Linked DNA regions of Homo sapiens: region 1 is linked to region 2. A link is a loop called in an ENCODE intact Hi-C map of the cell type or tissue named here. Cell type or tissue: spleen. All regions are shown on one strand. Each heading gives the region's core, and the rest is flanking DNA. Links, peaks and the distances in the headings are about the cores only.

Evidence for each region. Peaks named below come from ENCODE experiments on the same cell type or tissue, not always from the same donor. Only the 100,000 strongest peaks of a DNase experiment are listed, where the experiment ranks them.
Region 1: a loop joins it to region 2, with 4 times the contacts of the local background. A loop is called at or near these places in 50 of 110 quality-filtered maps.

What each region holds. Positions count from the first base shown.
Region 1 is chr6:168,340,357-168,356,202 of GRCh38, forward strand. No RefSeq gene overlaps it. Among named protein-coding and RNA genes, the nearest start is that of DACT2, 29 kb to the left of the region's middle. RefSeq lists an enhancer at 7,154-7,654. In spleen, for the core only: no CTCF peak of the experiment used is centred there; DNase peaks (open chromatin) are centred at 7,390, 8,515 and 9,015; H3K27me3 peaks cover 3,097 bases.
Region 2 is chr6:168,137,717-168,153,562 of GRCh38, forward strand. No RefSeq gene overlaps it. Among named protein-coding and RNA genes, the nearest start is that of FRMD1, 66 kb to the left of the region's middle. RefSeq lists an enhancer at 12,605-13,241. In spleen, for the core only: no CTCF peak of the experiment used is centred there; DNase peaks (open chromatin) are centred at 8,265, 8,615 and 9,125; H3K27me3 peaks cover 3,288 bases.

The DNA of each region.
Region 1 (15,846 bases), core at 5,040-13,039, 200 kb after region 2:
AATTTAAAATAAGTATAAACTATTTAAATAATATGAAATCAACAAAATATAAATATTTATAACTAGATAATCCTGAAAGGCAAGGAATTAAAGGGAATTAAATTCTATGTATAGTCTAACTTTTAGACCGTTTTCTTCTTATAAGGCATTTACTATATAAGGCACTGTGTTTTAGAAACATTGGTCTGTTTATTCCTCATAAGTAACCTATGAATATTCATTAGTCTTCCCATTATATAATGGAGAAACTGGATCCCAGTAACTGACACAAGGCCCGTATTAGGCCAGCCTGTGGCCTGAGGATGTCAGACTTCATAGTGAACCACGGGAGGAGGGGATCCTGTGGTTTAAGAGCACAGGCTCTGAAGGCAGACCTCCTAGGGACCTCAAAGCTGCCACACTGTGGATCCCATTGTCTACGAGGAAATGGGCCTACAGGAATCACATGGAATGCCTCTGCTGCTCCGCAAGATTCTCTGGAGAAACACCTCTCCCATGGTACGCTGCCTTTGCCATTTGCGGCTGGTGATAAATCACTGGTGCCCAGTGTGGTCCCCGGGGCCCCAGGTGGATGCAGGTACATCCATGTGGTCCTGGCAGGCTCCATGGAGGAAATCCAGATGGTCCCTTGCGGGCTTTGCCTGGTCCGGTCCCTCCTGTTCTCAAGCTCATGGCCTGCTGAGGTCCAGTCTGGGCCTTCACTCAGCCATGCTGCCCCTTTGCTTGTAGGGTGCCCTTGGCTGTGAACGCCTCCCCTGAGGTGCCAGGACATGCACCTGCCCTCCCCCCAGGCCTCTCCCATGTCCCATCCTACCATGCGCCCTCCCTGACGCCACTCAGGGCCTCGTCTCCCTCTGTGGGCTCGGGTCACCTGTCTTAGAATCGGTGCGAAGACACATCCATGTCTTCCTCTTTGTGGAGGATGCGTCCCACCACTAGCTCCTCCTTAACGACTGGTTTCATGGTGGAGGGGAGCTGGTGGGGTTTGCAGGCGAATTTTGCCCATTCTTCACCCTTACAGAATCCAGACAACTTCGGGATGTTTTCTGCTTGAATTCCCAGACTGCCATTTCATTCAGTTTGTGTCTAGCCCATGTCAGGAATGCACTCAGCAAGCAGGCACTCAGGCCAGGTGCTCAGACCAAATGCAAGCAAGTGGTAGGATCCCTTCAGCCTTCTGGGCAATGTGTCCAGAAACTGATGGCATCCATTTATGAAACTGAGGGTTCTCTGAGCTTGAGTAAGTGCAGTAAGACATAGGGACATTCTGTCAGCAGCGTGTCCAGCTAGAACATGGAAGGAAGGAATTCTGGGTTGTCATGAAGTCTGTGGTCACCTCGTGAGTGTCCCTGAATAAATTGTGTGTCAGTTTCTCTTTCATTGCCAAAGATTTGAAACAAGCAGGACTTCGATGTCAATTTCCAAAAGAAAATTGTTAATGAGAGAAATAATATTTTGTTGCTTTTTCTCTTTAGCAGCAGTCGAATGAATTGACTGAGATCACTTTATCTGGCAAAAAATTATAACTGTGATTTCTCATCCTCTCCCTGTTTCCAACTAATAGATATTTTTATTTTGCTAACACATATGTAACATAAAATTCAATGTCTTACCCATTTTTAAGTGTGCAGGTCAGTGGCATTAAGTGCATTCACACTGCGGTGTGAGCATCACCACCATCCACCTCCAGACCCTGTACACCTTCCCCAACAGAACTCGGTCCCATGAACCCTTACTGCCTCCAGCCTCTCGTGTCCACTCTCATACTCAGCTTGGATTTTCACTCCAGCAACTTTGGCTGTTTTGTTTTGTTTTCTAATTTGGAAAGAGTGTCTAAGGCAGTGGGGAGTGTTGTAGGTGGCAGAGCGGTGGACGTTTGCTAGAAAACAGTAACGGTGTGTGTTGGTATGTAGGTGGAAAACATCTGCGTGGTTATTTTCTAAACCTTTCTTCCTGTGAGTTATGTTTATGTGCCGCATTAAACTGCAAGGTGCTGGAAGGTGGCTACATGCCTGGACTTCACTTGTAGCACATCATTTGTGGAAGGCTGCAGTAAGTACTCAATACTTTGCTGTTGATTGATTTCAGAACGGATTGATCAGATTGCAGAGCTCTGGCAGGTGCCACCGGCTGCCTAAATTCATCATTCATCAAAAAGCCTTCTGAAAGTTGGGTCTCTAGCGGGTGGTTTGGGCCACTTTCCTCCTGATCAAGGGGTCATTCTTGACATGTGGGTTTATTATTTTCTCCTCACATTTTAATGCCACGCATTTGAATTGACGCCTGGGTCCAATGAGTTGGCGCAAAGGACCCACTGAGTCCAGACACGCCCTGGCGGCACCGGGGCCCTGCTTGGCTCAGACACGCCCTGGCGGCACCCAGGCCCTGCTTGGCTCCCCTGGACGGAGCCAGAAGACCTCCTCTTTGTCAGGAAGTCTGCAGGTTTCAGAGACTAATTCTCTGCTGGGCATGTGTCCAGAAGAGGTGTAAGGAGTGACAGATTGATGGAAAGGCACGGCACCTTGGCTGGACAGGCTCGTCCTGTTTCTGGGCGGGCGGGGCGCACGCCTTCCGTGTTTGGTGGAGAAGCAGCCTGTGGTGAGGAGCGAGGAGCCAGAAGGACGGCTTGGGAGTGCCCTGGGGGACCTGAATTGCTGTGAGTGTTGACAGCTCAGGAAAACTTACTCTTCTGTCAGAAGAAATACGTCTTTTAGGAATTGGCCTGAGTTAGAATCTCAGATGCTAAGAAATCGACCGACTTTTCAGGAAAAAGGTGTGTTTTCAGCCTTGCTGTGAGTGGCTGTGAGAAGGGTCTGATTTGTCGCTGATACAGGTTCCTAAAGGGAGTGCCACTGCCCCAGCTGACAGCTCGCTGCAGGTGAACCCCAGCTTGCTTCCTAATGTTCTGTGCTCAGGAGGGGAAGCTCCCAGTGGCTCAAGTGACCCTGGTGCTGTGTGCCTGCAAAGTTCTCCGCAAGCGGGGCAGGACCAACTTGCCACCCCAGACACAGGATAAAAATTGCAGCAGAGCAAGACTCAAGCTGGATCACGTGGTGTGGTGACTTCTTTACTTCGCACCCCTTTTCAACCTTAACATACTGAAGGGGAAGCGCTGTGGAGAAAACCGGATGATGGGTGGAGACCAGGAAGGGTACAGGGAGCCCACCTGTGGAGACGGGAGGACCACGTGCGGATTCTGTGCCTGACGTGAACGTGCTTGCCAGGTGTCCTGCGTGGTCTCCGGCCACCACAAGGAGAGCCTCCCTCTGCACTTGCCTTCACCCTGGCTGCCTGTTAGAGAGCTACAGGGCAACTATGAAAAGTCACTCGTGCCAGCCCTCCCCATCCCTCCCCACATGGTGTAGCCAGCCTCTCCATGGTTGGTCTACGTGCAGCTCTGCAGGTGACCGAATGTGCTTGCCCGGAGAACCTGCCCCTGCAGAGCCCCTCAGTTGGAGACCTGGTGCTTTTCAAGGCCAGACACCTGATCCTATATCCAGCACACCCTGGTGAACACCAGAAACCCGGGGCACAGGAAGGGACCCTTGTTTGCCTGTGGAAAGTGTTAACAGGAACTTGATGCATTTAGACCACGTGTTAACTTTGGGCGTCACTGACGGATGTCTGAGAACTTGAGGTGGGGAGATGGCGATTTAGCTTCTCAGGCTGGCCTGGGTAATTAAACTACCGATGTTATTTATGAGTTTTGGTCTTAAAGTGTTGTGCAAGCACCAGAGGCTTCCTAGCAAAGAGAGTGCGATTTTCTTAATCACATAAAATCTCAAGGTCCTGGCAGCTGCTCTTCAGAGGGTGTTTCCCGCTGTTGCAGCTTAATCTGGTAGCGAAGCTGTTGATTGAGTTCCCGTGAGTAACAAGAAACAGCAGAGATTTGTGCATTTCTACGTACGGCAAGTCCTGGCCCCAACAGCTTAGTGCTACACCTACCAGTTGTGGGAAAATTTACATTTCCAGGAAACTGCATACAACTGGGTAGAGCGCTGGTCCTTCAGGGAGAGAAGTGTTCCAGTTAAATATGGCCATCTTCTTCCTCCGTCTCCAAGAATACAAACACATTATTTTAAGAACCAAAATGGCTGAGCCCACAATTGTAGCATGAACAGCCCTAGGCATTAAACAACAGGTTAAGTAGCTCTTGCTGTCTATGAGCCCAGCTCTGACACTGCCTGGGTGAGGGCCTAGCCCCCAGTGCCTGAGTTTCTGCATCTGTGAGCCCAGCTCTGGCACTGCCTGGCTGTGGGGTGCTAGGCCCTCAGTGCCTCAGTTTCCATATCTGTACACTGGGTCTCCAAATGGTGTTGACCATCATGGAGTGGTTGTAAGGAGTTAATGACTCATATGCATGAAGTTCTTAGAACAGGCCTTCCCCTTTGCCAGCACTCAATAAATGTCAGTTATTATTAGCAATATTAGGGTCAGGCTACAATAGTAAAGGGTAGTGTTTTGTCCCTGAGAGGATTGGAATCTAGATGGAATGAGAAATAATAACAGCAGCCATCATTTGAATTTTCCCTGTATACCGGGCAGCAGACTAGCACGTTGAGTAAATATCTCAAGTAAAGGGTACAAATCCAGGTGGAAACAGAGAAGGAGCCTGTGACAGAAACTGTGCAGCCAGGAGAGGCCGGATCTACATGCTCAGAACACAGGGTTGTCGGCGAAGCTTCCCCGAGAGCCCACTTGGACCTGTTGTGGGAAGAGACGGCAGAGCTAAGACAAGCAGGTGGGTGCCGTGGAGGAGCCGAGAGCCGATTGCAAACAACAGCAGAGGACGTCTCCTCTGCGACTGTGGGACTCCCCTTTCCTAGGTGTCTTTTAAAGCAGAATTGATTCCCACCCTGCGGGGAGAGGGGCGTGCGGTGTGAACCTGCTGGCAAGAAGGGGAGGGAGTGAAATCTTTACAGAGCACCCTCCGTGAGGCCGGATTTTTAGAGGTAGGGATCAGGAACCACTGGGGCAGTCCCTGCAGGGGGTGGTCTGGGCTTGTGTGAAAACCTTGGCGAGGAGAGACCCATGCCAGCGACGTGGCGTCCTAAGCAGGACGTCCAGCGAGTCAGTCACCAGCGCGGGCGCCTCGTCCTGTCCATGGAACATTCTGGGCTGCGCCGCCTCCCCTGGGGGTGGGGCTGCAGGAACCCTCAGGACCCTCACGCCCTGGGGGAGGAAGAAGCCTGGGCTGAGTCCCAGTGCTTGTGGGGAAGCTCTGAGCGTGGACACCGTGGGCACTGACCACTGGGGTGAGGACCTCACCCCTTCCCTGCACGTCTGTGCTGGGCCTTGAGGGAGGAGTGAGCACAGCCCCCCCCGGCCGGCGGGGCAGCCGAGGGAAGCTTGGGGGCAGCCGGGGGGCAGCTGGGGGAAGCTGGGGGGCAGCCGGGGGGCAGCTGGGGGAAACTGGAGGGCCCCTGGGGGAAGCCGGGGGACAGCTGGGGGACAGCTGGGGGAAGCTGGGGGACAGCCGGGGGAAGCCGGGGGACAGCCGGGGGAAGCCGGGGGGCAGCCGGGGGAAGCCGGGGGACAGCCGGGGGAAGCCGGGGGGCAGCCGGGGGACAGCTGGGGGAAGCTGGGGGACAGCCGGGGGAAGCCGGGGGGCAGCCGGGGGAAGCCGGGGGACAGCTGGGGGAAGCCGGGGGGCAGCCGGGGCAGCCGGGGGAAGCCGGGGGACAGCTGGGGGAAGCTGGGGGGCAGCCAGGGGAAGCTATGAGCATGAGGAGCCAGGGGTCCCCTTGGGAGAGGAGGGAGTGTGGGTGTGGAGGGCGCCTGCTGCCCAGGCTCAGCCCCCAGAGCCAGGCCGGAGAGGGAGGGCATGGAGTCACCAAGCGCTTTAGAGCCGGATGCAGAGGTGCCTGTGTACGCATTCACTTCCACGGGAACCAGCAGCGTGTGGAGGAGGCGCAAGGGGACTGGGTGAGTCCTGCTGTGGCTCCAGTCCATGCCCGGCAGCTGTCAGGGATGCAGAGAAGGACGCGACCCCAGAGGGCCAGAATACCCCGTCCGAAACTCACTCTGGCTTCAGAGGCCGAAGGAACAAACCACATCCTCTGGAGCCAGATGGACAGAGGGCTTCTTGCCTGGCTGTTCGTTGACCTGGTGGATACTGCCACGTCCAGGTGCCTGGGAGCCCTGCACGGGGAAGGGAGGCCATTCCCCCAGGGAAGGGGGGTCCCCAGACCCCACCCCGCAACAGGGAGGAGCATTTATGGGGGTGAGACTAGGAGAGACGTGAAAAACCCTGGGTTGCTCTGGCTCGTGGGGACCTTGAGGTTTCCAGGCGGTGGGTGTGCATTCCAGGCCCATGTTTCCAGCCAGGACTTGCCTGGGGCCTCCCTGCCCCCGGCCTTCTGCACCCTGCTCAGTTTTCTTTGCAGCCAGCACATTCAGGCTGTATAAATACTGTGCTCACCTCTCCTAGAAGAGAGGCCAGGCAATGGCAGGTGCTCAGTAACACTTGAATTCCTGAAGGCATGGGTGCAGGTGAAAGTGTGAAGGGAAGAGCTTAGCTGTGGGCTACGTTTTCTAGATTGGTGGTTCCCAAATTCTGGTCCTGGAGGCCCTGAGCATTGGGTGCGGGTGATGGAGCGGGAGGCTCGTTCACAGTGCAGGCTTCTGGGTCGAACCAGGTCCTGATGAGAGAGGCTTTCCAGGAGCTGCTGTGGAAGCCACATTGTCTGATGGTGACTCCCAGGTCCACATCACCTTTTTATCTCTGTTGAGTCAGTGCTGTCACCCTGTCTTGGCTCTGCTGGGTGAGAGAGGGGTGACCACAGTCCCATGTTTGGGTCAGAGTGTTGAAGGGAGATGGAGCAGGCTTTACTGGGGCTGGGCGGGTCTCGGTACAGGAGTGTGGGGAATGAACACAGACATCTAGAGAGTATGAATTAGCAAGAGGAGCACTCATAACACCACTGTCCTGCTTAAAAATGCAAGACTCCCGAGAACCCGCCCAGAGCACAGGCTCGTCCCGCACAGCGGGAGGGACTACTCAGGGGCTGGGGTTGTCACCCACCCAATTTTATCTTTAAACATTTTCCCCATCTGTGGTTTGGTCTGGTTTTGAACTTTATATTAAGGGAATCACACTGTGTTTTTCTGATTATGGCATTGCTGTGAAGAGCCCTCCAGGCACCTGGCTTCCGGTCTCAGCTCTGATACTCAGAGGCGGTGTGATGTCCTAGCCTCAGTTTCCTGATCTGTTCAATGGATGATCATAATCTGTATGTCTTAAGTGACTGTATTAGTGAGTTAGTAGAAGTGCCACCTTTGAACACCAATGGAAGCCGTGGTTATTTGTAAGCTTGACCTGCTATTTCACTCAGTGCCGTGTTTCGGGTCCGTGCTTGCTGATGTGTGGAGAGCAGTTGGTCCACGTGTTCACTGTAGAGTGCCGTATTCCGTGATCCCGCCACAGCTGCTCTTCCAGGCCTCTTGCCTGCAGGGCGTTCATCCCCACCACCATGCTGCTCAACATGCTTACACGTGTCTCCTGGCGCCCTCTGCAAGCACGCGTTCCACTCGCTGGTTAAGCTGAGTGTTGCCCAAGTGGTGGAACCTCCTTCCTCCCTCACCTGCGGGGAGACCCTGCTGTCCCAGCCCCTTCCTCGCTCACCTGCGGGGAGACCCTGCTGTCCCAGCCCCTTCCTCGCTCACCTGCCGGGAGACCCTGCTGTCCCAGCCCCTTCCTCGCTCACCTGCGGGGAGACCCTGCTGTCCCAGCCCCTTCCTCGCTCACCTGTGGGGAGACCCTGTTGTCCTAGCCCCTTCCTCGCTCGCCCAGCTCACAGGCCCCTCTCCTGACCATGGGCACCCGCCCGCCCAGCTCACAGGCCCCTCTCCTCCACCCATCCCTTCCATGTAACGTGAACTCATTGCTCATGAAGATAAGCAAACATGGCACAAATAAGCAGCCCCCTCACCTCATGGGGACGGTTCAGAATTGGCCCAGAAAGAAGTGACCAGGATTTGGAGCACGGCCCTGAGGCCAGAATTAAGAGAGTCAACACTTCGTCCTGGGTCTGTCTCATGGGGCGGCAGCAGCCTCCTGCAGGGGAAGCGTAGTCACTCCCACACAGAGCAGGGTCGGAGCTTATCCCACAAAGGGCCAGGGAGCAAGTGTTTTAGCCCTTGTGGGACAGGAGGTAAAACTGAGGGTACGATGTAGGTACTTAGGTGGCAGCAGAGAAAGCCAAGATGACATTCAAAGCTTTAGACATGGATGTTTATTTAGCTGTCATATAATTTTCCCCTCACGAAGTCTTCTCCTTCTGCTGATTATTTTTTCAAATCTTTTGAAATATAAAATTATCCTCAGCTCACAGACACTACAAGGACAGTTGGTGGGCTACAGTTTGCTGACCCTGGCATGAAAAGCAGGTGCAGAGCAGAGCGGGTCTGGAGAGAGGGATGCAGGCTTGGGCCAGGCCTCTGGGAAGGCTGCCCGCTGCCAGCCTCAGGTGCTGCACTGCCCTATGCTCACCCTGGAAGGTGCGGGCACCGTTAGATGCTGCCAGCACACTTGGGCCTGCAGTGATTTTTGCTCGTAAATCAGTCTCTTCTATGATAAATTACTCTAGGAAATTTTCTTTTCTTGGCTGGGCATGGTGGCTCACGCCTGTAATCCCAGCATTTGGGAGGCCGAGACGGGTGGATCACCTGAGGTCAGGAGTTCATGACCAGCCTGGCCAACATGGTGAAACCCCATCTCTACTAAAAATACAAAAATCAGTAGGGTGTGGTGGCGGGTGCCTGTAATCCCAGCTGCTTGGGAGGCTTAGGCAGGAGAATTGCTTGAACCTGAGGCGGAGGTTGCAGTGAGCCGAGATTGCACCACTGCACTCCAGCCTGGGTGACAAGAGTGAAACTCCATCTCGAAAAAAAAAAGTTTCTTTTCTTGTTGCAAGCCCCAGTTAAACACTCTAACAGGGCTGATCGAAACCACGGCAGCTGCCTGCCCTTTATGGAGTGTAGGTCCGTGCCCTTGTTGTCAGGAGGGATCTACACAGAGAATAACCCAAGGCGGGTTCCAGCCCAGGGCCCAGATGGCAGCCACTGCAGAAGGCAGACGTTCACCTAAAGAAAAGGTCCCTCCTACGTTTATCATGGAGACCTCCAAGGGAGAGAGACACGTAGGTTATGCTCAGCTGGTCTGCAAGTACATCCTCATGAATAATTCCATAAAATTGTTTCTTAGGGCAAAGTTATGCTGGGCTTGAGCTGGGTTCTGATGCTCGATGTCATCAGAATTTGTTCCTCCAGGCGTGGAGATGAGTGGAGAGTGGAAGAGAAACATTAGGGGTTCAGGTTCCCAGATAACCCTGCCTATTTTAGACCCAAATGCTTCTTTTTTAAAAAAATTATATATATGTATATATATATATGTGTGTGTGTGTGTGTGTATTGTGTATATTTAAAGTATACAACATGATATTATGGGGTACAGATAGACAGTAAAAAGGTTACTATGATGAACCAAAGTACATATCCATTATCTCACCTAGTTACTCATTTTGTTTGTTTGATTTTGTGACAAGGTGGCTGTAGTAGTCTGTTTTCACACTGCTATAAAGATGCTACTTGAGACTGGGTAATTTATAAACAAAGGAGGTTTAATTGACTCACCGTTTTGCATGGCTGGTGAGGCCTCAGGAAACTTACAGTCATAGTGGAAGCTGAACAGGAAGCAAAGACCTTCTTCACACGGCAGCAGGAAAGAGAGAGAGCAAGAACAGGGAAAAGTGCCTTATACAACCTCCGGATCTCGTAAGAACTCACTCACTGTCACAGGAACAGCATGGGGGAAACAGCCCCTTAATCCAATCACTTCCCACCAGGTCCCTCCCTGAACACCTGGAGATTACAATTCAAGAAGAGGTGGGTGGGGACACACAGCCTGACCACAGCAGTGGCAAGAATCTACTCAGCATGAATTCCAAATGCTTCCTTCCCCGCAGTCCTCATGTTGTACACAAGACCTCCAGACACCTACATGTCTACATCTCTCCATGTTGTACACGAGATCTCCAGACACCTACACATTTGCTACATCTCCCCATTCCCCTCGCCCACCACGTCCCTGTAAACCACTGTTTTGTTCTTTCTGTATATTTGATTTAAAATATTTGTTTAGTTTCCACATGTGAGATTATGCAATATGTTTCCTTCTGTGTCTGGCTTATTTCACTCAGCAGAAGGATGTTCTGTAGGTTCACCCATGCAGTGGCAAAATGACAAGATCTCACTCCTTTTTAGGGCTAAATAATATTTCATGATGTGTATGTACCACAGTTTTTTTAAACCATTTGTCTGCCAATAGACACTTAAGGTTTTCTTCCCCCCCACATCTTGGCTGTTGTGAACAGTGCTGCAATAAACATGCAGGTGCAGACGTCTCTTTGAGACACTGGTTTCATGGATTTTGAATCTATATCCAGCAGAGGAAAGGCTGAGTCATATGGTGGTTCTTATTTTGAATTTTTTGAGGAAGCTTATACTGTTTTTCATAATGACTGTACCAATCTACATTTCCACCAACTGTGTACAAGAGGGAAAATTAAAAGCTTTTCCACCAAGATCTGCTATGAGGCAGGGATGCCCACTCTTGCCACTCTGTTCAACATAGCATGGAAGTCCTAGCAAGGGCAATCAAACAAGAAAAAGAAAGAAAAGGCATCCGCAGAAACGAGGAAGTAACATTATCTCCATCTGTAGAGAACATGATCATATGTGTAAAACACCTCAGAGTTCCACAAAATGAAACCAGTGTTAGAACTACTAAATGAATCCAGTTAAGTTGTAGGATATATAAATAATAACCTAGCTGAAAAAGAAATCAAGAAAACAATCCCATTTACAACACATAGAAATAAACAAAATGCCAAGGAATAAATTTAACCAAAGAGGTGAAAGATCTGTATGCAGAAAACGATGAAACATTGATGAAAGAAGTTTGAAGAAGACACAAATAAATGGAAGGATCTTGTGTTCATGACTTGAAATGATTAATATTGCAAAAATGTCCTCACTGCCCAAAGCAATGGACAGATTTAATTCAACCCCTATCAAAATCCTAGTGGCATTCTTTACAGAAATAGAAAAAAAAACTACAATGTATATGGAACATAAGAGACTCCAAATAGCCAAAACAAGAATGAGAAAGAAAAATAAAGTTGGAGGCATCACACTTCCTGATTTAAAATTATATTACAAAGCTATAGTAATCAAAACAGTACAGGACTTTCATAAAAACAGTCTCATGTACCAATGAAACAGAATAGAGAGCCCAGGAATAAATCCAAACATGGATGGTCCACTAGTTTTTGACAAGAGCACCAAGAGGACTCAATGGAGAAAAGTCAGTCTCTTCAACAAATGGTAATGGGAAAACTGGATTTCCATGTGAAAAAGAATGAAATTGGACCCTTATCTTACACCAAACAGAAAAATCAACTTAAAATGGATTAAAGACTTTGATGTAAAACCTGAAACCATAAAAATACAAGAAAAAAACAGAAGCTAAAAGCTCTTTAACATTGGCCTTGGCAGTGATTCTTGGATGTCACATCAAAAGCTCAGGCTACAAAAGCAATAAATAAATAAATGAATAAATGGGACTACATCAAACTAAAAAGCTTCTGCAAAGCAAGGGAAATAATCAACAAAATAAAACGGCAGCCCATGGATTGGGAAACCATAGACCTGATAAAGGGCTGTATGAGTCCATTCTCGCACGGCTATAAAGAAACACCTGAGACTGGGTAATTTATAAAGAAAAGAGATTTAATTGGCTCCCAGTTCTGCAGGCTGTGCAGGAGGCATGGTGCTGGCATCTGCTCAGCTTCTGGGGAGGCCTCAGGAAATTTACAGTCATGGCAGAAAGCCAACAGGGAGCTAGCATATGGCATGGCTGGAGCAGGAGAATGCCAGCACATGGCATGGCTGGAGCAGTGCTGGCATCTGCTCAACTTCTGGGAGGCCTCAGGAAACTTACAGTCACGGCGGAAGGCCAACAGGGAGCCAGCACGTGGCATGTCTGGAGCAGGAGAAAGAGGTGGGGGGAGGTGCCGCACACTTTTAAACAACCAGATCTCATGATAACTCACTCACTCACCATCCCCAGAACAGCACTGAGGGATGATACTACCCATTCATGAGAACTCTGCCCCCAAGATCTAATCACCTCCAATATTGGGGATTACAATTTAACATGAGATTTGGGTGGGACACAGAGCCAAACCATATCAAGGGTTAGTATCCAAAATGTATAAAGAACTCATACAACTCAATAGTAGAAAACCCTATTAAAAAATGGGCAAATGATCTGAATCGCCATTTTCTCCCAAGAAGACATAAAAATGTCCAACAGGTATAGGAAGAGGTGTTCAACATCAGTGGCCATCAGGGAGTTGCGAATCAAAACCACTATGAGATAACACCTCACATCCCTTAGAAGGGCTGTTACCTGGAAGTCGAAAGATAGCAAATGTTGGCTGAATGCTTTTCTTCTGCTATGATAAACGACAGAAGCATGCTCCTTGCTTTTCTGTTTTCGTCATTGGGTACACAGAGAGCAAAGCGTTCTAAAGTGGGAACACACGCCTCTACTTACCACTGATAGAACTGGCATGACTGCCCGATGATCAAGCACACACACACATGAGGCTTTTTGTGTGGATTATTATGGGCAACTGTGAGGTTCCAGAAGAGGGTAATGCACTTAAAAATGGAATAGCGAGATTCACTGAATGAACAGAACAATTTTCTTGGTGGGATTTTCCAAGCGACTGGGAAGCCCCTGCTGCCACCGTGAAGTCATCTTTACTCTGGAGAGAAACCCGGAGTGCGATACAAACCCGAACCAGGCTGGGCTCCTGAGGAGTGTCCTAGTGTGTGCTGCTTTGCAAGGCGAGAGAGCTACACACCTGCACGAGAGAACTACCTCGCCTGTGGTTTTAGGTGGAACATGAAACCCAATTTCTTAATATGCCAAAATGAATGAAGAGCAGGGGAAAAAGCCCTTTGGACACCAGAGAATGGGTGGGGCCCCTGGGAGCATCTAGTCAAGGCAGACAGAGGCAAATTATATCCACAGACTAACCACACTGGAGGAGGAATGACCCTCAAGCATTTCTCCTTTCCTTGAGGTTATCTGGCAATATGGAAATTCATTTGTCTTTCTTATTTGCCACTTAAACCACATAAACAAAATTCCAAAATTATTTTCCTCTTTAAAATGGAAAGTGCTTCTTTTCCCAGAGAACAAGGGTGATTATAGAACAATCCAGGAAGAAACAAAAATTCACACTAATTTAAAAATCAAGAAATTACCACAGTGTGGGGTGACATAAAGTGACTTCGAGGTTGCTTCCACTAATGCAAACACATAGAGCATATCCCCAACCAGAGAAGCACGGCATTAGACTTAGTTGTTGAAGATTCTCTTGGCTTTTCCATATGGATTTTGTAAAATGCTCAAGGGAAGAAATCATGTCTCCTCTGTCTTTAGGTCCTCAGTGCTAAGCACGTTGACGGATGCTTTGCATGTTAGATGAGACCAAGACATTTTTGGTGAATGAATGAATTAATATTGTGTCACCTGGAAGAGGAAACCTGATCTGCATCTATTGTTATGGATTTTTTTGTTGTAATCATCTTTTATACAAGAGTTTTAATATGAATTCTTTTTTATTATTTATTTATTGATTGATTGATTTTGAGACGGAGTCTCGCCTTGTCGCCCAGGCTGGAGTGCTATGGCGTGATCTTGGCTCGCTGCAACCTCTGCCTCCCTGTTTCAAGCGATTCTCCTGCCTCAGCCACTGGAGTAGCTGGGATTACAGGCATGTGCCACCATGCCCGGCTAATTTCTTTGTATCTTTTAGTAGAGATGGGGTTTCACCATGTTGGTCAGGCTGGTCTCGAATTTTTGACCTCGTGATCCGCCCACCTCGGCCTCCCAAAGAGTTGGGATTACAGGCGTGAGCCACTGCACCTGGCCCAATATGAATTATTTCATTTGAATCTTTGCAAAAAGCTTGCAAGGTGTGGCATATTTTCACACCCCTTTTACAGGCGGATAAACTGATGCAGAGCAGAGGGAAGTAGCTTGCCCAGGAGTCCTCTGCTCGCTGCCGACCCTGATGCAGCCTCCCTCCCCTGGGCTGCGGAGCGGGACCACAGGCTCTCCCCAGCCTTGGCTGCCATTATTTTCCTGCCAAGCCTGCACGTCGTCACTCTGGGGAGCACTCTGGCTAATGCACTCTTGGAGGTGTAGACTTAGTCACGGTAGATCTTGGCTTTCTATTGAGCAACAGTCAGTATTCTCATAATAATACAATTTAAAATCTATTTTAAAAAAGAAATACGTTTTATTTATTTTCCAATTGTTAATTAAAATAAATCCATATCACATACAATTTCGAAAGCCCAGAAAAGAAGAGCTAGAATCTCATTATTGGAACACAAATGCACTAATATTTTGGCTTAGTTTCTTCTAGCTTTGTTTTCCTGTGCCTGTCTTTTACATAGTCACAAATGCGGTAAAGGGCATTTTCTATGTTGTGTACAATGATGACCCCAGATCTTAAGGCCTGGACCATATTCTACCGAGTGGAGGTACTCAGCAGAGTTACATTACCCCTACTTTAAGGCTTTCAAATAATTTTTGAACAATTTTTATTAGAAATGGGATTTTGATGAACATATTTTATATGTAATGACGTTCCATACTTAGGATTTTTTCTTAGCTGAGATTCCTCTGTGTGGATTTAACAGGTAAAGGACATAGTATTTCTGTAGCTTTTGCCATCTGTCGTTGGGTACTTTTCCTAGAGCAATTGTTACACCACTGTAATTACAACCGGCGCAGATTAAGAATACAGTTTCCCTGTACCCTTGCCTAGAGAACAGCCTGCGATGTCTTAAAAAGTGTTCCAACCCAGTTCACTGAAAATTGATGTCATTTGTAATCCCAGCACTTTGGGAGACCGAGGCAGGTGGATCACCTGAGGTCAGGAGTTCAAGACCAGCTTGGCCAACATGGTGAAACCCCCGTCTCTACTAAAAATATAAAAAATTAGCCGGGCGTGGTGGGGGGCGCCTGTAGTTCCAGCTACTCAGGAGGCTGAGGCAGGAGAATCGCTTAAACCTGGGAGGTGGAGGTTGCAGTGAGACGAGATTGCGCCATTGCACTCCAGCCTGGGTGAGAGAGCCAGACTCCGTCTCAGTAAAGAAAAAAAAAAAAAAAAGGAGAAGACAATTGATGTCAGAGATAGGATTCAGATTCCATCTTTATTGCTTGATTAGGGATGTTGTGTTTTAATAAAAAGCCCAGGTGTCTGCAAAGAGACAAAAACAGGGACTTTTGTCTTAGGGGTGGCAGTGGGGCCCGGTGGGCAGTGCTGCCTGCATCTCTCTGGAGCTGACCTGGCCTCGTGCCACCCTGCACTGGACCCCAGGGGCACCCCCAGAGCCACCGTGCTCTGCAGACTGCAGCAGCTTCTAGAAGGAGCCTCCTGCCCTGCGTGTTGGACAGACAGCAGGGTCACTGTCAGCCCGGTCACAGCTGAACTCTGCACTTAAGGACTCGGTCCCCGCACAGCCTGGCTCCCCAAAGTCAGAGCACACGGAAACTCCAAATGCTTTGCTTCAGGTCGACACTGAGTGTGAGCCGCCTGTCTGCGTGGGTGGGTTGGACTCTTCCTCCCTGTTATGGCTGTGGGAGTCTGCACCTCCTTGGTGCGGGTGGGGTGCCCCCTGGTGTCCACGCAGGGGGGACGCGGGGATCTTCAGCCTGACCCAGGGCTCCAGAAAGAGGCAGCTGCAGAGAATCCTCCC
Region 2 (15,846 bases), core at 3,753-11,752:
TTTGATATTTTATCAACATTTTAATTATATGAAACCTATATCTTTAAATACTTTTTAAAAATGTTGTTATTATAAAGGTTCATCTGTCAAGATTTTAAAAGGAGAGAGTGCGGCTCATTTGCTTTTCTTTTCATAACCTCTAACTCTTTACAACTGTGGCTTGTGACCTTACGGAAACCTTGTCTGAGACACGCCCCTCCTAACCCTTCATGCAGCTGGACTGAAACTTTCATGACAGAGCTTGGGCTGCTTACTCCCTTGTAACACATATTTCGATGTCTTCCCAACTTCAGGATTGCACCTGAGCTCTGTGATGTGCCCGTTTGCTGGTCGGGCACCTGAGCTCTGTGATGTGCCCATCTGCTTCTCTAAAAGACATGGACTTTTTCTTGTACAAACAAATTGCTATGATCACACCTGGTAACATTATCAATTCTTTTATATCTAGTAATTCGTCCATAATCAACCTTTTATTTTCTCTTCTCTTTTCTTTTTTTTCTTTTTGAGACAGAGTGTCACTCTGTTGCCAAGGGTGGGGTGCAGTGGCACGACCTCAGCTCACTGCAACCTCTACCTCCCAGCCTCAAGCAATTCTCCTGCCTCACCCTCCCAAGCCGCTGGGATTACAGGTATCACTATGCCCAGCTATTTTTGTATTTTTGGTAGAGTCTAAGTTTCGCCATGTTGCCCAGGCTGGTCTCAAACTCCTGAGTCAAGTGATCCACTCGCCTTGGCTTTCCAAAGTGCTAGGATTACAGGTGTGAGCCACTGTGCCCGGCCCATAATATATCTTTTTTGATGAACTAAAAGTGTCTTTTAACAATTGTATTCAGTTTTTAAACTTGGTGCTGAGAAAGAACAAAAGCAGCTGGAAGCACCCAGGAGCTGCCCCGGAGCTCCCAGCTGAACCTGCTGCTTTGGTGGATGGGCAGAGGCTCACAGAAACCCATGTGAGGCCCGGCCACTCGGCAACCCACAGACATCAAATGCTCCTCTCTGATTAAATGAGTGCTGGCTCCAGCCTTACCCTTACTCCACTCTGCCCTCCTTAGGAGGAGGTTCACTGGCCCCCCCAACTCATAGACTTGCCTCCACTTCCTGACAGCACCTAACCTAGCGGGGAAGGGCCTCATCTTCCTGAGACCCTCCCCAAATTACTCCAGCAAAGTCCCATCCTGTGACAGGTTATTTCTAACACCCTTTCACTGAGACACTCCCACCCCCAACCAGTGAGAGGTCACCCTTCCTACAGGAAGTAATAAACTCATTTTTCAACCACAGTGTGTTCCACACATCTTTGGCTGAAAACTGTCTGGATGTTGACAGCCCTCAGGTGCATTAACGTGAAATCTTACAAGTCTCTTTTCCTCTCGAGCTGCCCTACCCTTTTCTCCTTTTTTTATGCCATGCATGTGTTGATAACTGGTCAATTGTACTGTGGAAGTTCTCACTTTCTGGGTCTTTCTGTTTGCTCCCTTTTTTGGGGTCATTCAGCTTGTTCCTCTATCCCCCATTTCTGTAACTCCGATTTCTGGAAGTTAGCACTAAAGGCTTGATGAGACTCGGGCTGAACATTTTGACAAGAACGCCTTCTGTTGGGGCTGTGATCTTCCCCTGTGCCAGGGTGGAAGCACCCTATGTTGGGTGGGCCCACTCTTAGGGACGCTGGGGCTGGCACTGGGCTCTTGGGACAGCTGGAGCTCTCTGCTATGAGGCTCTGTGTCAACCTATTGTCCAGTGGTTTTATCTATAGATGAATGAATATTTTTAAAATTAGAAGTGGAAATATTTTACTTCTGTTATTCCTTCAACATCGTTATTAGTTGGTATTAATTTTCAAAAAAGAAATAGTGTCATCATCCAGGGTTATTTGGTTATGTTGAAGTACAATTTGTGCAGGAAAGGCAGGAAAATCACTTCTTACTCTATTTGCCAATTTCTGATAATAATCTTGCTTATTTATTACACCTTTGTTTATTTTCTCTTTCTTTGCTAGAGAGGAGCTCCAAGTGGCAGATATGACTGCTCGGCTCACTGGTCTATCCCAAATGCTGAGAACACATGGGAGAGATTGCTGCACGACAGAGTGAATTCTTCTGAGGCATCCAGGTAGCTACATGGCCTCAAAGCTCGGAATAATTCTCAAGTCTCATATTCTCCATTATTTTCTTTCAAACATTGGGTTCTCTCCTGGAATATAGGACACTTGTTTTTATTTTTTATTTTTTAATGATTGTGGGTACATGGTAGGTATATATATTTATGGGTTACGTGAAATATTTTGATACAGGCATGCAATGTGTAATAATCACATCAGGGTAAATGAGGGTATCCATTCTCTCAAGCATTTATCCTTTGTATTACAAACAATCCAATTATACTCCTTTAATTATTTTTAAATGTACAATTAAATTATTATTGACTATAGTCACTTGTTGTGCTAGCAAATACTAGGCCTTATTCACTCTTCCTATTTTTTGTACCAATTAACCATCCCAACTCCCCCTGCCCCACCACCCCACCCTCTCACTACTGTTCTCAGCCTCTGGTAACCATCCTTCTACTCTCCATGAGTTCAATTGCTTCAGTTTTTAGCTCCCACAGATAAGTGGAAACAGGTGAAGTTTGTGTTTCTGTGCCTGGCTTATTTCACTTAAAAATGACTTGCAGTTCCATCCATTGTTGCAAATGACAGGATCTCATTCTTTTTTAAGGCTGAATAGTACTCCATAGTGTATATGTACCATGTTTTCTTTATTCATTCATTTGCTGATGGACAACTTGATTACTTCTCAATGTTGGCTATTGTGAATAGTGCTGCCATAAACATGGGAGCTGAGATATCTTTTCGATATGCGGATTTCCTTTGTTTTGGGTATTTCCTTTGTTTTGGGTATATACCTAGGAGTGGGACTGCTGGATCCTATGGCAGCTCTATTTTTAGTTTTTTGAGGCAATTCCAAATTATTCTCCAAAGTAGTTGTACTAATTTACTTTCCCACCAACAGTGAAAAAGGGTTCAATTTTCTTCACATCCTCATCAGCATTTGTTATTGCCTGTCTTTTGGATAAAAGCCATTTTAACTGGGGTGAGATGGTATCTCATTGTAGTTTTACTGCATTTCTCTGATGATCAATGATGTTGATTGAGCACCTTTTGATATGCCTGTTTGTCATTCATATGTCTTCTTTTCTATGTCTACTCAGATCTTTAGCCCACTTTTTAATAGAATTTTTAGATTATTTCCTATAGAGTTGTTTGAACTCCTTATACATTCTGGCTATTAATCCCTTATCAGGTGGGTAGTTTGAAAATCTTTTCTTCCATTCTGTGGGTTGTCTCTCTGTTGATTGTTTCCTTTGCTGCATAAAAGCTTTTTAACTTGATGTGATCCCATTTGTCCATTTTTGCTTTGGTTACCCTTGCTGTGGGGTATTACTCAAGAATTTTTTGCCCAGACCAATGTCCTGGAGAATTTCCCCAAGGTTTTATTTTAGTAATTTCATCGTTTGAGGTCTTAGATTTAAGCCTTTAATTCATTTTGATTTTTTTTTTTTGCATATGGTGAGAGATAGGGGTCTAGTTTCATTCTTCTGCATGTGGATATCCAGTTTTCCCAGCACCAATTATTGAAGAGAATGTCTTTTCTCCAATGTATGTTCTTGGCACCTTTGTCAAAAATGAGTTCCTTGTAGGTGTGTGGATTTGTTTCTGGGTTCTGTATTCTTTTCTGATGGTCTATGTATCTATTTTTATGCCAGTACCATTCTGATTACCACAGTCCTATCATATAATTTGAAGTCAGGTAATGTAATTCCTTCAGTTTTGTTCTTTTTACTTAGGATAGCTCAGGCTGTTCTGGGTCTCTTGTGATTCCATATAAATTTTAGGTTTTTTTCTATTTCTGTGAAGAATGTCATTGATACTTTGATAGGGATTGCACTGAACCTGTAGATTGCTTTGGGTAGTATACATATTTTAACCATATTGATTCTTCCAATCCATGAACATGAAATAGCCTTCAATTTTGTGTGTCCCCTTCAGTTTCTTCCGTGAATGTTTTATAGTTTTCATTGTAGAGATCTTTCACTTCTTTAGTTAATCCCTAGGATTTAAATTTTATTTGTAGCTATTATAAACAGGATTGCTTTCTTGATTTATATTTCAGATTATTCTGTTAGCATATAGAAATTCTACTGATTTTTGTATGTTGATTTTGTTGTATCCTGCAACTTTACTGAATTTCTTGATCAGTTCTAATAGTTTTTGGGTGGAGTTCTTTTTCCTTACAAATATAAGGTCATATCATCTGCAAACAAGGATAATTTGACTTCTTCCTTTCCAATTTTGATGTTCTTTATTTTTTTCTCTTGTCTGATTGCTCCAGCTAGGACTTACAGTACTATGTGGAGTAACAGTAGTGAAAGTGGGCATCCTTTCCGTGACCTAGATCTTAGAGGAAAGGCTTTCAGTTTTTCCCCAATCAGTATGATGCTACCTGTGGATCTGTTGTATACGGTTTTTGTTATGTTGAGGTATATTTCTTCTATACCTAATTTCTTAAGGGTTTTTATCATGAAGAGAAGTTGAATTATATCAAATTCTTTTTCAGCATCAATTGAAATGATCATACGGTTTTTATCCTTCTTTCTGTTGATCTGATGTATCACATTGATTGATTTTCATATGCTAAACCATTCTTGCATCCCTGGGATAAATCCCAATTGGTCATGATGAATGATCTTTTTAATGTGTTGTTGAATTTGGTTTGCTAATATTTCGTTGAGGATTTTTGCATAAATATTCATCAGTGATATTGGCCTGTAGATTTTTTTAAAATCTGTCTGTGTGGTTTTGGTATTAGGGTAATATTGGCCTCATATGATGAGTTTGGAAGTATTTCCTCCTTCTGTGCTTTTTGGAAATAGTTTGAGAAGGATTGGTATTAGTTCGTCTCTAAATGTTTGGTAGAATTCAGGAATGAAATAATCAGATCTTGGGCTTTTCTTCTCTGGGAGACTTTTTATTATGGCTTCAATCTCATTACTTGTTATTGGCTAGTTGAGCTTTTGGATTTCTTCATGGTTCAGTCTTGGTAGGTTGTATGTATCTAGGAGTTTATCCATTTCTTCTAGATTATCCAATTTATTGGCATATAGTTGCTCATAGTAGCCATTAATGATACTTTGAATTTCCATGGTATCAATTGTAATGTCTCATTTTTCATCTTTGATTTTTCTTATTTGGGTCTTCTCTCTCTTTTTCTTTGTGTGGTTAAAGGTTTGTCAATTTGTTTATCTTTTCAAAGACCCACCTTTTAGTTTCATTGATCTTTTGCCTTGTTTTTTTCATTTGAATTTCATTTATTTCTGCTCTGATCTTCATTATTTCTTTTCTACTAACTCTGGGTTTGGTTTGCTCTTGCGTTTCTAGTTTTTAAGGTGCATTGTTAGGTTATTTATATGAAAGTTTTCTTCTTCTTTGATGTAGACACTTATAGCTATAAACTTCCCTGTTAGTATTGCTTTTGCTGTTTCCCAAAGGTTTTGGCATATTGGGTTTCCATTATCATTTGTTTCAAGGAATGAATTATTGAATTTCCTTCTTACCTCTTTATTGACTCCCTGGTCATTCAGAAGCATATGGTGTTTGTATAATTTCCATGTGTTTGTATAGTTTCCCAAGTTCCTCTTGTATTGATTTCTATTTTTTTTTGTCCATTATCATCAGAGAGAAGATGCTTGATATTATTTCCTTTTTTATTAATGTTTTAAGACTTGTTTTGTGACCTAACACATGATCTATCCTTGAGACTGATCCATGTGTTGAGGAAAATAATGTGTATTCTGCAGCCTTTGGATGAAATGTTCTGTTAATATCTATTAGATCTATTTGGTCTTTAGTGCAGATTAAGTCCAATGTTTTCTTTATTGATTTTCTGTCAGGAAGATCTATCCAATGATGGATGAGAGGTATTGAAGTCTCCAGGTATTATTGTATTGGGATCTATCTCTCTTTATCTCTAATAATATTTGCTTTATATATCTGGGTACTCCATAGTTGGGTGCCTATATATTTAAAATTATTATATTTTCTTGCTGAATTGACCCCTTTGTCATTATGTAATGACTTTCTTTGTCTCTTCTTATAGTTTTTGTCTCAAAATATACCCGGTATTTCATGTAAGTATAACTACTCTTGCTCTTTTTTGGTTTCCATTGACACAGAATATCTTTTTCCATCCATTTATTTTTAGTCTGTGTGTGTCTTTATAGGTGAAGTGTGTTTTTTTTTTTTCAGGCCACAGATCATCAGGTCTTGTTTTTGTTATCCATTCAGCCAATCTATGTCTTTTGATTGGAGAGTTTAATCCATTTCCATTTAATGTTATTATTGATAAGAAAGAGCTTACTCCTGCCATTTCATTGTTTTCTGTTTCATTTCTTTCTTGTTTTCTCCTCTGTAGTTTCTTTTCCTTCTTTCGTTCCTTCCTGTCTTCCTTTTAATGAAGGTGACTTTCTCTGGTGGTATAATTTAATTTCTTTCTTTTTATTTTTTGTGTATCTGTGGTATGTTTTTTGATTTGTGATTACCATGAGGCTTGATATCTTATAACCCATTATTTTAAGCCGATAACAACTTAGCACTGCTTTCATTAACAAACAAACTAACAAGCAAAAAGAAAGCTAATAAGAACTCCACACTTTAATCTTGTTCCCTACTTTTTAACTTTTCATTGTTTCTATTTATATCTTACTGTCTGGTCTATGTCTTGAAAAGTTGTTGTAGTTATGATTTTTGGTTGATCTATTTTTTAGTCTTTCTACTTAAGATGAGACCACAGTTACGGTGGTATAATATTCTGTGTTTTTCTGTTTACTTACTATTACCACTAAGTTTTGTACCTTCAGGTGATTTCTTATTGCTCATTAACATCCTTTTCTTTCTGATTGAATTATTCCCTTTAGTATGTCTTGTAGGACAGGTCTGGTATTAATGAAATCCCTCAGCTTTTGTTTGTCTGGGAAAGTCTTTATTTCTCCTTCACGTTTAGAGGACGTTTTTGCTGGACATACTGTTCTAAGGTAGAATCTTTTTCTTTCAGCATTTTAAATATGTCATGCCACTCTCTCCTGGCCTGTAAGGTTTCCACTAAAAAGTCTGCTGCCAGATGCATTGGAGCTCCATTGTATGTTATTTGTTTCTTTTCTCTGCTGCTTTTAGGGTCCTTTCTTTATCCTTGACCTTGGAGAGTTTGATTCTTAAATGCCTTGAGGTAGTCTTTAGGTTAAATCTGGTTAGTGTTCTATAACTTTCTTGTATTTGGACATTGATATCTTTCTCTAGGTCTAGGAATTTCTCTGTTATTATCTCTTTGAATAAACTTTCTACTCCTGTCTCTTTCTTTACCTCCTCTTTAAGGCCAACGACTCTTAGATGTTCTCTTTTGAGGCTATTTTCTAAATCTTGTAGGCATGCTTCATTCTTCTTTGTTCTTTTATTTGGTTTCCTCTGACTGTGTATTTTCAAATAGTCTGCTTCAAGCTCACTAATTCTTTCTTCTGGTTGATTGATTCTGCTGTAAAGAGACTCTGACACATTCTTCAGTATGTCAATTGAATTTTTCAACTCCAGATTTTCTGCTTGAATCTTTTTAATAATTTTAGTTATTTCAATCCCTTTGCTAAATTTGCCTGATAGAATTATGAGTTCCTTCTCTGTGTTATCTCAAATTTCTTTGAGTTTCCTCAAAACAGCTATTTTGAATTCTTTCTCTAAAAGGTCACATATCTGTTTCTCCGGAATAGGTCCCTGGTGGCTTATTTAGTTTGTTTGGTGAGGTCACGTTTTCTTGGATGGTCTTGATGCCTGTGAACGTTCATTGGTGTCTGGGCATTGAAGAGATAGGTATTTATTATAGACTTTGTTGTCTAGAGACAACAAAGGTACTGCCTTTGTGGTCTTGGATAAGATCTGGAAGAACTCTCTGGTTACCAGGGCAGAGACTCTTATTCTCTTCTCTTACTTTCTCCCAAACAAATGGAGTCTCTCTGTCTCTGTGCTGAGGCACCTGGAGCTGGGAGGAGGGTGACACAAGCACCCCTATGGCTACCACCACTGGGACGGCACTGGGTCAGACCTTAAGCCAGCACAGCACTGGGTTTTGCCCAAGGCCTGTTATAACCACTATCTGGCTACTGCCTATGTTTGCTCAAGGTCTTACGGCTCTGCAATCGGCAGGTGGTGAAGCCAGGCAGGCTTGTGTCCTTCCCTTCAGGGCAATGAGTTCTCCCAGGCCCCGGGCAGATCCAGAGATGCTATCCAGGAGCCAGGGATTGGAACAGAAAACCTTAGAAGTCTACCTGGCGTTGTATTCTGCCGTGGCTGAGCTGACACTCAGAACACAAGATGCAGTTCTTCCCCCTCTTCTTTGCCCTTTCTGCAGGGAGAGAAACTGCATCCTATGGCCACCACGACCACAGACCCACGGGAATACTGCCAGGCCGCTGCCAGTGCTCCCTTCAAGCCCAGGAACTCTTCAGTCAGCTTGTGGTGAATGCTGCCTGGCCTGGCACTCACCCTTTCAGGCAGGGGGCTCCCCTCTGGCCCAGGACAGGTCCAGAAATGCTGCCTGAGAGCCAAGGCCTGGAATTGAGACCCCAAGAGCCCGCTTGGTGCTCTGTCCCACTGTGGCTGAGCTGGGACCTAAGGTGCAAGACAAAGTCCCCTTTATTTTTTCTCTGTTTTTCTCAAGCAGAAGGAGTCTTGCCCTGTAGCCACCACAGCTGGGAATGTGCCAGGTCACACCTGAAGCCAGCACGTCTCTGAGTCTCACCCAAGGCCTGAAACTCCTGGGTATCTCTACCGCTCCTTCAGGGCCCAACGGCTCCTCTGTCAGTAGGTAATGGCTCCTACTTGGACCACGTCCTTCAACAGGGCACTTGTTGTTTTTTTTTTGTTTTGTTTTTTATCCTAAGACAGGGTCTTGCTCTGTTGCCCAGGCTGGAGTGCAGTGGCATGATCTTGGCTCACTACAACCTCCACCTCCCAGGTTCAAGCAACTCTCCTGCCTCAGGGCGGTGCTCTTGTGCTGAGACAGCTCTGGAAAGTGTGGAGTTTCCAGCTGGGCTGGGGCTTTTGCCCAACATGATCAGGCTGAGCTGGAGCAGCCTTGATCTCAGATGTGGGTCTATTCAAGGGCAGGTTCACCACGGTGCCAAGGAAAGATGCCTGAGGACACCTGAGTGGCCTCATTCTACACCTTCCTGATGGCAGTGGCCTCATTCTGCACCTCCTGATGGCAGTGGCCTCATTCTGCACCTTCCTGACGGCAGTGGCCTCATTCTGCACCTTCCTGACAGCAATGCAGCCCCCAACGGTGATCCATTTTTTCTGAATATGCAAAAAATATCAACTCCATAAAAGACTCGTGTCTAGTTAATAATCCAAACAGGATTGAGAAGTCCTGCTTTGGAAATGAGAAGAGAGGAAGTGTCCCCAGGGCTTCGGTCCTGGCAGGCATATCCATTATGGCTCCACTCGCTAAATGAACAGCCTGGCTCACAGCAGGCCCTAGACCATCCTAAACCCTTCCATTAATCAAATTGCTTGGATTAAATAGAACAGCAAAGCAGTGATCTTGAGAATGATCTAATAATATTGTGATTGCTTTGAAGATTAAGTGAAAATATCAAAGGAGGTTAACCTAATCTCCTTCCCACCCCAAATGTAAATATACAGTATTGGATTCCCACTGAGAACTGGGAACCTTTTGGGAGGTGGCTCCACTAATCACTCTTCCTGTGACAATCTAGAGAGCCTAATTAAAGATTCTAGGGGCTGGAGAACATTGGCTCTTGGGAACATGTGGGCAGCAGGAAACTGAGCTCTTTTGGAGTGGCTGTGATGGGCGTTCCCAGGCAGGACTGCCCACTTTCTCTGGGTGGACTGGATGGAAGCTTTGATAACCGCATGTGAAAAGCACTGCATCTATTTTTCTTCCTCTATACATTTTCTACCAGAGGTTCACGCAGACTCAGGGAGGTGGTTTCTATCGTGGAAGATCAGGTTTCCCAAATGGTGTGCAGAATATCCGGGACTCATTCTTCCAATCCTGCCTCATACAGACTGAGAACTTCTAATTCAAAATGCTTGGGACCAGAAGTGTTTCAGATTTCAGAGTTTTTTCAGACTTTTGAAATATTTGCATATACATAGTAAAATATCTTGAGGGTCCAGCACAAGTCTAAACATGAAATTCATGCATGCTTCATGTACGCCGTGTACACATAGCCCAAATGCATGCTTCATGTACACCTTATACACATAGCCTAGAGGTAAATTTATACATTTTACATCATTTGAGACATAAAACAAAATTCATGTACATCAAACCATCAGGAAGCAAAGGTGCCACTATCTCAGCCACATATACGGATAAGCTGGGAATATTTCACATCACCATCTCTCCTGGCTCTGAATTTATCTGCTACCAATAAGCAGTCCTTTCCTCACGCTTACTTACACAGAGTACGTGACAGTAAGGAACACTCCATCCCATTAAAACAGTGAAGAGTAACGAGTCCAGGGTTAGTAGCAGCATGGTGGCATCAGCCATCAGACAGCAGCTGCAGGGAACAGCGGCATCTTCAGTATCCACCAACAGTGCTGGGCTTGGTTAAAAGGTGACCATACGCTGGAGCCCCCTTGCTGAATAAACGGTGTGTTTTGCACCTGTGTTTTGACTGTGACCTGTCACATGAAGACAATGCAGAATTCTTTGCTTGTGGCGGCATATCTGTGCTACAAAATTTTGGGATTTTGAGCATTTCGGATTTTGAATTTTCAGGATGCTCAGCCTGTGGTAGACACTAAACTAATATTTGTCATGTTGAACACGCATGTGGTGAGTGCCGACTGCATCTGAAGCACATGCACAGACCACATGTGAAGTCTTGCCGACTTCAGAGTTCAGGAGCCTAGCAAGAGGTGAGAGAAACACAAACAACATAAGTCAAAAGTGACGTGATACGAGGTCAGGAGTTTGAGACCAGCCTGGCCAACATGGAGAAACCCCGTCTCCACTAAAAATAGAAAAATACAAAAATTAGCTGGGTGTGGTGACACATGCCTGTAGTCCCAGCTACTCAGGAGGCTGAGTCAGGAGAATCACTTGAACCCGGGAGGCAGAGGTTTCAGTGAGCCAAGATCGCACCACTGCACTCCATCCTGGGTGGGTGACAGAGTGAGACTCCATCTAAAAAAAAAAAAAAAAGTGATGTGATAGAAATACAGATTCCAAAAACGGGTTCCTGTCATAGGTGCTTTTTCGTCTCCAAGTCGAGAGTATCATGTTCCTTTCCAAATGACACGGATCATACAAGTTTAACACAGGCTTAGAGGTCTCCCAGCCCTGGAGTCTCCACGTGGAATCTCAGAATCACCGGGGGAACATGGAGCAGCCGCTGGCCCCAGCCCCACCCGGACCTGGCCCTGCTGGATGCATTTCCCACGGCTGTTGAAACAAATCACCTCAAACGCAGTGGCTTCTCCTGACCAGATGGAGTGGCGGATGTAGATGAGACATAGCACTATAAACCTCTCACACTGAAGGGGGTGTGGAACTAAGAAACGTGTTATGTGCTGCGCTTTGAAATGGGGAGAAGACTAGGGAAGCATTCTAGAACGAAATTCCAAATATCTCTTCTGAAGGAGAACAATGCGTGAATCACCCTAAGTAACAGAAGTAAGAATGCCTTTCACATTCGGCTTTGAGGGGCATTCTGTAATTTTTGCCTTGCTTTGAAAAAATATCTTCCATAATTTCTTCATTGGCTTAATATTTGAAGCCTCATTATTCTCTGAGCCACACATCTATGGAAAGTATAAGATGTCCAGGATTAAATGTGGCAAAGGAATGATTAAAATGGCTAACCTCTTGCGGTCACTCCTAGATGTGTGTATCTCAGGGTAAAGGTCTTAATTTCTTTACGGCAGTTTCCTCATTGGTAAAATGAAGAGAATCACAGGGCCACCTCCTTCATAGGGATGTTACGAGGTTTAAATGACACAGTATATGTCGGCTGGTTGTGAGAGCACTCAATGAACAGAAGCCGACTTTGTCACCAACGTCATTTCCATTGTCATCAGCACCGTGCACTTAATCGCAGCGTAAGGAGGGAAGGCTTGCTGGGGATTAGCAGATGATGGGACTGTGAGCCTCTCTCTGAGGATATTTAAAACATCTCAGTCTCACAGCAGATTGGACGCAGAACTGAGCGATGAGGAATTGATGGGAGAATTAATACCTGCGCATCTGTCCTTACACTTGGGTGGGGCACGTGCTCATCTGACACAGGGTGATATTCCTCTTGGTGGCAAGATTCACTCAAACATCGATTTTCTCCCCAGCATTTCCATTTCTGAATGGGATCTCTGTGTCCTTTGACATGGTGTTAAATGTTAAAATACAGGGTTTTGTGGCATCACAGAAAGTCTCTGAGGACTCCGAGCTGGGTCCCCATTGAACCCACCTACAGAGGTTGCTGTGGAGCCGGGAGAGTTTTTACCACAGTGCCTGGCACATTGTAGGTTTCAAAATACAAAAAATGGAGTTTCTGGATCATTTGTTAGCTCTGTTTTTAATTTTTTGAGGAACCTCCATATCGCCCTCCCTACAGTGGCTTCATCAACAGTGTGCAAAGGTTCCAATTTATCCAAAAAATGGGAATCAGGATCTCAGAAAGATGTCTGCACTCCCATGTGCAATGTGGGACTGCTCACAGTGGCCAAGATACAGAATCAACCTGTGTCAACAGATGAATAGATCAAGAAAACGTTCAGACAGAGAATGCAATATGCTTCGACCTTAAAAGGGAAGGCCGTTCTCACCCATGTCACCTGCAGAGGTGAACCTTGAGGACGTTCTGCTTGCTGAAATGCGCCAATCACAAACAGACCAACACTGTGTGATTCCTCTTGCGTGAGGCCCCTAGAGTCCCCGGAGCCACAGAGGCAGCCGTGGAGTGGCGGGAGCCAGGCAGGGGCAGGGAGGAGAGGGTCTGCTGTTCCGTGGGAGTGAGTGTCAGGGACGCGAGTGCACACGCTCTGCGATCTGCTGTGCAACGTTGTCCCCAGAGCGAACAGCACCGTGAGGTCAACACTTACAGTTACGTGAGGAGGGTTGAGCCCATGCTAAGTGTTCTTACTGCAAAAAAATTAAAGCAGAAAAAAACCTTAGAGGTAGTGATGATTTCTATCTATAGTCAAAGGTGTTCTAGGCGAAACCTGTTTTGGTTCGGCTTGTTTTGCCTGTGCACACAGCAGGTGGCAGTCTGAGCCTGCAGATGGCACCCTGAGGCACGGCTGGACGTCGAGTTGAGGAGGGGGCGTCTTGAGGCCTCTGTCATGCCCTGGGTGCCATGTGGGCGGAGATCCCTGCCCAGGCACAGCTCTGAGTCCCATACACGGGTGACCCGCACCTCCCAGGGTACCGTGTAGACAGGACTTTTCTTAGCAGGAGGGAATTGTTCATTGAGTTCTCTGAGTTGATTAAAAGGGAAAAAAATCTATCATAGAAAATCTGTAGTTTCTTGGTTTTTTCCTTTCAAAAACTCACAGTTTTCTTGACACTCTTACAACTGCAGGAAGTAAATGTTATAAGTTCCGATAACACCTCAGCATACTTCATTCCTTGCACCAAAACTAAGTCTGACTGGATCACGGTGTAACTTTTAACAATGAAACCATAAAATCCTAGAAGGAAAACAAAAATATACGATTAATATTGGGGTAGGGAAGGTATGACCCAAATCCCAAAAAACATAAAAGAAAAAGTTGACAACATTTACCATATAAAAATAAAAACATTCCTGACAGGAAGAAGTGTGTAAACAAAGTCAAACACAAACATTCAACTAGCAAAAGATATTTTAACAAATAAGAAAATAAAAGACTTATGATTCCAATACACATACATATTAATAAGGAATGAAATATTGAAAAATGGCCAAAGATACAGAGAAAGAGACGAAGAGCCATTAAATATTTAAAAATATACTGAACCTCACATGATTAAGGATAGTTTGTTCAAATGACGTCAAGTCAGTCTTCATGCATCCATTGGTAGAGAGGTAAACCCTTCCCATAACTGGCGAGGGGAGGTGCAAGAAGGGACTCTCATTTACCATTGGGGGAGGGTAAATTGGCCTAATATTTGGAGCTCAATTGGCAGTATCTTTTAGAATGATGAACGCTTTTGCTCTTTGACTCAGCAACTCAGCCCATTTGCACAGAGATGTTTATTGCAGAATTTGTCTGAAATAACAACAAAGTGTAGAGACTCAAAGGCAGGTGGGCTATGATAACATGTGGCCTCCTTCTCTACAGACTGGGAAGTGGAGGCAGGGAACGCTGCCTCGTTCCTGCTCTGTTGCTTGGCAGAGAGCTTCCAGGCAAACCAGAATGGAGGTGAATGGTGAATTAGGCCTTGGATTTGGGGTCTAGACCATGCAACATATAGTGGGTCACATCATTTCACACCAACGACATGGGTCATCGTCTCTCCTTAAACTTCAGCTTCATAGGGCTCCCACGATTTAGTAATGTCACAAAGCAACATGTGGTCTTACTTGGGACAGACATAATAATGCATCTTGAGCCATGGAAATGGGTTAAGTGCTAAATCTTATAAATATTTGTCCTGCCCTGGACGTTTAGGGCAAGGAAAGGAATGTTTTCTCTCTTACTGAATTCCACATCATCTCAGCTTGGCAATCAATCAAAGCTCTGGCTTTCATCCTGGGATTTTATGACCTCAGATGGGAAGCACGACAAGCAGAGAATTTACAGCTATGTGGGGACCCCAAGCTGAAAGCTTTCTAACGCACGTTGGAGGGTCTTCGGGCTCCACTGCCGTCTTGTGGGTTGCTTTCTCTTCTTTGCAGTTTTCCTGGCAGAGTTGCTCGGATTACTTGATGAGGTTCTTGGGGTTATCTTTTCAGGAGCATCCCTGAAATCACAGGTGTTGTTGCCAGAGGCGATGCCCTCTCTTCAGCTGGCAGAAGCGCCAGCGGCAGGAGCGTGTCGAGGGAGGTTTTGTGTCTCTTCTCCCCATCCTCGGCCTGCTTACCGAGGCCCGCTCCGTGCCAGAAAACACACTGGTGTTCATGTGTCACCCCAGCTCCACGATCATGACCTGCTGCCTGTCTCAGGTACCACCAGTTGCATTTTCTCAGACAGAATTTTAACTTCATCAAATTGTGGTAGGAGGAATCCTAGAGACCACGTAAAATGACTCCTTCATTTTCTAGGTGAGGATCTTGAAACCCAGCAGGGTTAAACGACACTGAAGAGGAAACACCCAGCCCTGGCCCCACAGAACAGCGTGAGCTTGCTAATGAATAGCCCGAAGACCACAGAGCACTAGACAGAGCATTTCAGCTTTGAAGAAGTGAGTTCCTGACCTTGAGCTTTGGAACAGATGCTCTATGAACCTCTGCAAGTGACCAGCTTTTAGGGCCATCCTTGAAGACAGCGATTCTAGTGAATGGACAGTGTGTAGCTCCTGCTCACAGCTGGGAGAACTACTTAAAGGGAGCACATTAGGTAAGGATCCAACTTACACTTTGATGTCTAAGTCTCTTTCTTTGCCCGTCAGAACAAAAGTCACTGCCATGATAACTAGGCTTTGCTAGTGCAATGCAGTATATTTTAAATTCTTACAAATATTTTAGACTTGTTTCCACAGAGGCACCATTGATATGTACGTAAAACAGGGCCTTTCAGCAAAGTGTTAAGCTGATCATCTGCAGGGGTGAACCTACAACAATGAAATGACACGTGTG